Regions from separate parts of the Homo sapiens genome. Here region 2 is linked to region 1. A link is a loop called in an ENCODE intact Hi-C map of the cell type or tissue named here. Cell type or tissue: pancreas. All regions are shown on one strand. Each heading gives the region's core, and the rest is flanking DNA. Links, peaks and the distances in the headings are about the cores only.

Region 1 (2,912 bases), core at 293-2,792:
ACTCCAAACCCTTCCTCTTCACAAGCTGATATTCTACATTCTGTTTCTCAGTTTCTATCATCGATAGATCTCTAGGCCCTTCTTCCAAATTCACTGAGTATCTACAGCCAACCTATCCAATACCTGAGATCACACCAAGGTATGGTGTGGCCATGTTCCATGCAAAAATGTTCTTTGCCTTCTACTCCAAGACATTCACTTGTCCACACCCGTAACTGTGCTGCTCCATACTAGAAGTCTGAAATTGTAATACTCCACTCTTGGCCCATGACTTCCTTTTTCAGTTCCTCTTCTCTGTCATTTCTACTTAGGAACTCATCAAGACATCCAGACTCTTTTTTGTTGTTGTTGTTTTCTCTTTTTTTCTTCTAATGCATGTATCTCATTTAAGATGTCCAGACTCTTGAACTTCTCACATCTCCTCCCAATTTATCAGCCGCTCTCTTGCTTCCTGCTTCCCTTTCCTAGCTAGCCCAAATCTCACGGTGAAGCGCATGGGCTTTTTTCTTCAGCACTTTCAACTTTCTCATTTCCTTATTCCTCTGGGACACAAAACTTGTCTATTGATCATCCAAATTCTTTGAACAAACAAACATATTTCAGGGTAATGGTAGCATCAGTCCCAGCTTACAACTTTATTTTTAGATACAGAGTCTCACTTTTTTGCCCACTACTGGGCTCAAGCGATCCTGCTGTCTCCATCTCCCCAAGTGCTGGGATTGCAAGCCATGAGTCACCATGCCAGGTTCCAGCTCACAACTTTCTATGTGACCTCACGTATGTTACTTAAACACTTAAAGCCCCGACTTGTGCATTTATAGGTTGGGATAATACCTACCCCTTCCAGTGCCATTTTAAAGATTTCATATAATACCTTGCACAAATACCTATGATAAAACTATTTCCCCACTCAGAACAGTGCCCAGTAGAGCTGGCAAGTCAGTAACTGTGGTTCCCCCACCTTGCCCTCTCCCTAGCAAGCTCACTTTCCACCTGCCCTGTAATTCCCTTCCCTGTTCTCTTTCATGTGTCTACGTGCCTGTCTCTTCCACTGGAATCGGTTTCTCAACAGCAGCGCTATTGACAGCTTGGGCAGAATCATTCTTTGCTGTGGGAACTGTCCTGTGCATGGTAGAAAGGTTAGCAGCATCTCAGTCTCCACCCACTAGATGCCAGTAGCACCTTCCAAGCTGTGACAATCAAAAATATCTCCCGAGATTGCCAAATGTCCTCTGAAGGACAAAATCACCTCAATTGAAAACCGCTGCACTAGAGTAAAGGCTATCAAACTTTTTGGAACGAGACCTGCAATAAGAAACATTTTGTATATGTATAAACACACACAGTATGTGAAATAACTTCCTTAAATCATTCTTACCCTTACAATGTCCCACTCTGATATGTTCTATTCTGTTTAAAAAAACACTGACTAGACTGAGCCTCCATAAGTATAGTAATCATATCTGTTTCATCTTTGCACTCACAGTACCTAGGCAAATTGTGTGGCACACAAGAGGAACACAAATACTTGTTAAATCACAATGAATCACTCTATCGCCTGCTTGCCCAGATGTCTTAACCTGGCTTTAGGAAGACAGAACAGATAACAGGGATGAGGCCCCGGCTTTTCCCAGGAAGATTTGGCAATACACTCTTTATTTAGAAGCAGGGGCACTGACAGGACCTAGGGATGACTGGGGGCTTGTCACCTAAACAGCAAGAAGAGCAAGGAGCCTGGTTTTATGCCTTCAAGCCTGGGAGGATGTGGCCAGGGCTCCACAAGGCCCTGGAGTTGGGGGAGGGGGTGTGTGCTGGCAGGAGAGCAGATCCACCCTCCTCTTGAGGAAGCAGCCACCACCCCCAAGAAGCAGCAATTCGGGGCACACAGGCAGAGTCCCCGCGTGCTGTAGAGCAGGGCCAGCAGATCTGCACTCAACCTCAGCCCCGAGGGAGCTGCAAGACAGATGGAGACCCTGATAGGTTTGGCTCTGTGTCCCCACTCAAATCTCATCTGGAATTGTAATCCTTCTGTGTCAAGGGAGGAACCTGGTGGGAGGGGATTGGATCTGGGGACAGTTTCCCCTGTGCTGTTCCCCGATAGTGAGTGAATTCTCAAGAGAGCTGATGGTTTTAAAGTGTGGCACTTCCTCGTTCTCCACTCACTCCCTCCTGTCACCTTGTGAAGAAGGCTCCTGCTTCCCTTTCACCTTCTGCCATCATTGGAAGTTTTCTGAACTGCGAGTCAATTAAGCCTCTTTCCTTTATAAATTACCCAGTCTCAGGTATTTCTTTATAGCAGTGTGAAAACAAATTAATACAGACCCCTTCCCTGAAATGCCTTCTCCTTAGGCCACCAGCTGCCCTGATGCTCCTCCTCTGCCCCCTGGTCTTTCCTTCCCCCTAATTAGGCCCAAGTGATCCACATGGCCAGGCCCAGCCCCATCCTACTGCAGGCCTGTGTGGCTGCTGGAGAGGCCGGGCTCCTTTCCTCACCCCGAGGCTGCCTGATATGCTCTCTGGATCCTGGAGGAAACTTACCCCCTATCCTTATACTGGTGCAACTTCTTCCAAGACCTCAAAGTTGGACAACGTGAGCCAGTCTTTTTTCTTGTCTCCACTTGCTAGGGCTGTCACTGGGACAGTCCTGGGGCGGGATGGGGTGGAGGGGCAATGGATGAATGGATGGATGAATGGACAGTAGTCCAGGGAGGATGTCCCTGTCTGTCCTGAACTGGGCCCTTCCTCCAATGAGAAGCCTTCCTGAGTGAGTTTATACAGTCAACCCTTGGTATCCATGGAGGATTAGTTCCAGGGTCCCCAGGGATGCCAAAATCCATGGATGCTCAAGTCTCTGATATAACATGGCCAAGTATTTTTTATTTTTTATTTTTTGAGATGGAGTTTCACTCTTG
Region 2 (2,912 bases), core at 288-2,787, 59 kb after region 1:
TAATAACTCAGGGCCCTATCCCTTCCTCCCACAGTTATGGCTAATGTGAAGTGGACCTGCCCAGGTTTTTTGAGACAGGGTCTCGCAGTGTTTCCTAGGCTGGAGTTCCATGGCACCATCATGGCTCACTGCAGCCTCTGTCTACCTCTCTGGCTCACCTTCAGCCTCCCAGATAGCTGGGACCACAGGTGTATGCCACCATGCCCAGCTAGTACCCAGGTTTAAGGCAGCAAGATTCTGACAGCAGTTCTCTCAGTTAATTTCTCAGTAATGATAACTTTATGAGCCCATGTAGGTGATGAAATAAGGCCCAAAGTCACACAGTAACTGGTGGAGCTGAATTGTCTGAATTTCCATTTGTGTTCATTTCATTGCCCTCTTTAGAAATTTGCTTGATCTTGGGTCTTGTTCAGGGCAGAAAGAGATAATACAAGGCTTTGGTGATGCTTAGCATTTTAGAAGAAGTAATGCTGGGTGGAAATGGATTTGGCAGTCTCGTTTTTCGCATCATTGGAATGGGAGTCCCTCACAGTTGGAGACAGGATGAAGTAACAGAGCGTGGGGATCTGGATTAACAGGTGGCCATTCGCAGAAAGGAGGCTGCAAAGCAAGAGGTGGGGGCTTCTGGCTGAGCAGGAAGGTGGGAGAGGGGCATCCTTGTGAGGAGCAGCCTGTAGGGCTGGGGTTTGGGCAGCAGGCAGGCAGAGGACTTTATCTGATCACCTCAAATAATTTTGCCTCTGCTTGGAAGGGTTCTAGCTACAAAGGCAACATAGCAGGTAGTGCTTGGGTGTGATGGTGATAGGCACAGCGGTATTTTAAATACTGGTGGTACATTTTAGGAGAAAGAAGGTGACGAGTCCCTGGGGAGAGTCCCTGTGGTGGCCATGACTCACCGTGGCACAGGGGACAGAACAGAACAAGGAAGAATCCATCAACGAATGGAAACTTGTCTTTTTAGGGGACAGGAAGCTTTTTTTGTGTGGTTGGCCTGGTGGCTTATGAGGAGAGGTGAACATTTGAGACAAAACCCCAGGCCACTCTTCCAGCTGCATCTTTGACAATTTTGAGAGTTTTAGGAAGTAGTTAAAAAAAGAAAAAGAGAAACCAAAAGCCAAAGACCTCGTTTACTCACAATACCTGTGTACAGCCAGCCATGTGGGCTGCGATCGGCCATGTGTCTAGAGGAAACTCCTTCACTTGCATCCCTCCCTCCTAGACCCCTAAACCAGAGGGGGCTTTTGACTATTCTTAGAAGAAGACTTAGGCGGCCTCAAATGACCAGACCTTGTCTCAAGCATCTAACAGCTTAGGCCAAACTTCCTCTCTGGCCCTGTTTGGTTTAAGCAGTTTCCTGGTCTGGCAGGATTTGTTATCTTAGCACCCAGCTTGTCAAAGCCGTAGTGCTACTTGTTATAGCAAACAGGCCCCTGTCACCCTGTGGCTGCAAGCCAGGCAATGCTTATGTTCCAAAAGTCAGACCTGCTGTTCTTACTATAAAGCTCTGCTGGACCATGGGTGGCTTCTATCTTTGGATGTAAGGATGGGAGGATGAGCAGCACCTCATGCTGTGTAAGAGCACAGGTTCTGGTGGTTGACAGCCTGGATTCAGGCTGCACTGCCTTTCTGGCTAGCTGTGTGTCTTTGGGCAAGTTGCTTACCCTTTCTGAGCAATAGTTTCCTCATCTGTGAAATGGGGATTATAATGGGGTCGTTTTTCATAGTAAGTAAGATGAGCCATGGAAAAGCACAATGCCTTGTGCAGAATGAGAATATTTTTATATTATAATATTACTATTTATTTTATCGACAAGTGTTTAATTAGCACCCATTAGGGACTGGGCACTATTCTTAGCTCTGGGGAAAATAGCAGTGAACAAAATGGACACAAATGTAGACCTTGTGGAACTTACGCTTCAGTGTTGGGAGGAGACATTCAGATGACAAGTAAATATCACCTGGAATCCCAGTTACTTGGGAGGCTGGGGCAGAAGGATCACCTGAGCCAGAGTTCAAGACCAGCCTGGGCAACATAGCAAGATTCCCATCCCTAAAAATACCACACACACACTAAGGAAAATGTGTTATCTGTTAAGTGGTAAAAGTGCTGTGGAGAAAATGAAAGCAGGGAGGGGTGCCTAGATGGTGGTATAATTTAAAGTGAGGGGTCAGGATGGGTTTGCAGAGGAGGTGATATTTGAGTAAAGACCTCAAAAGGGTAGAGAAGGGCTCCATGGGGATACAGCTGGAAAAGAGCTTTGGAAGCTGAGCTCATGTGGAAGCCAAAGGGGAGTGAACCAGGGTTGTTGGAAAACCCTGGGGCCAGGGGTGAGGCCACAAGGGGCCCTGGGCATGACATTTAGGGAGGTGCTTGCTTTCCAGTACCCACTGCACTCACGGGTCTCTGAGCACAGGTGTGAAGGAGGGAAGAGTAATGAGAAGAGAAGGTGGTGAGAGGTGCTGTGTTTATGTGGGCTCTGCCTCCATCCTGTAGGATCCACAGGTGATTTTGAAACTTATGTCTTACTAAAAAATGGAGTTTTGGGGCTGGCACACTAACCTACTGACTTACAGAAAGTCACTTTCTGACTGCGTGGGCAGGTGACAGAGCGCTGGCCCGGGGCAGGCTGAGGCTCTGCCACTCACTGAGGGCGTCAGGTGGGTGAGCCATGTTTATTCATCCAGCAGCTTTTACAGAGCTCCCACGGCAGGAGATCATGCTGGCACCTGCCCGGTATTACTCTCTTCATCTATGACACGGGGACAGCGATGCCCTTCCGTCCACCCCATCCTTACAGGGGTGTTCCTCCTGAGGCAAGAATGCAATAGAAAAGCAAAACAGAATGTATGAGGCTATTTGCATTATCCATAATACAGAAAAAAATGAAAATAAGGTAGCTGTCCAGTGGTAA

The links. Hi-C counts contacts between places; a loop is a spot of excess contacts. Peaks named below come from ENCODE experiments on the same cell type or tissue, not always from the same donor. Only the 100,000 strongest peaks of a DNase experiment are listed, where the experiment ranks them.
Region 2: it touches region 1 in a loop (3.0-fold over the local background); 3 of 110 quality-filtered maps call a loop at or near these places.

Annotation. Positions count from the first base shown.
Region 1 is chr17:27,413,731-27,416,642 of GRCh38, forward strand. It overlaps LOC105371705 (a long non-coding RNA gene), which reads right to left and starts at 237. Exons shown (of 2, transcript XR_001753055.2): 1 at 124-237. In pancreas, for the core only: no CTCF peak of the experiment used is centred there; no DNase peak of the experiment used is centred there.
Region 2 is chr17:27,472,859-27,475,770 of GRCh38, forward strand. All of the region lies in intron 1 of KSR1 (kinase suppressor of ras 1), which reads left to right. Among named protein-coding and RNA genes, the nearest start is that of KSR1, 18 kb to the left of the region's middle. RefSeq lists enhancers at 1-508, 730-779, 800-1,129, 2,543-2,912. In pancreas, for the core only: no CTCF peak of the experiment used is centred there; a DNase peak (open chromatin) is centred at 1,453; H3K27ac peaks cover 1,166 bases.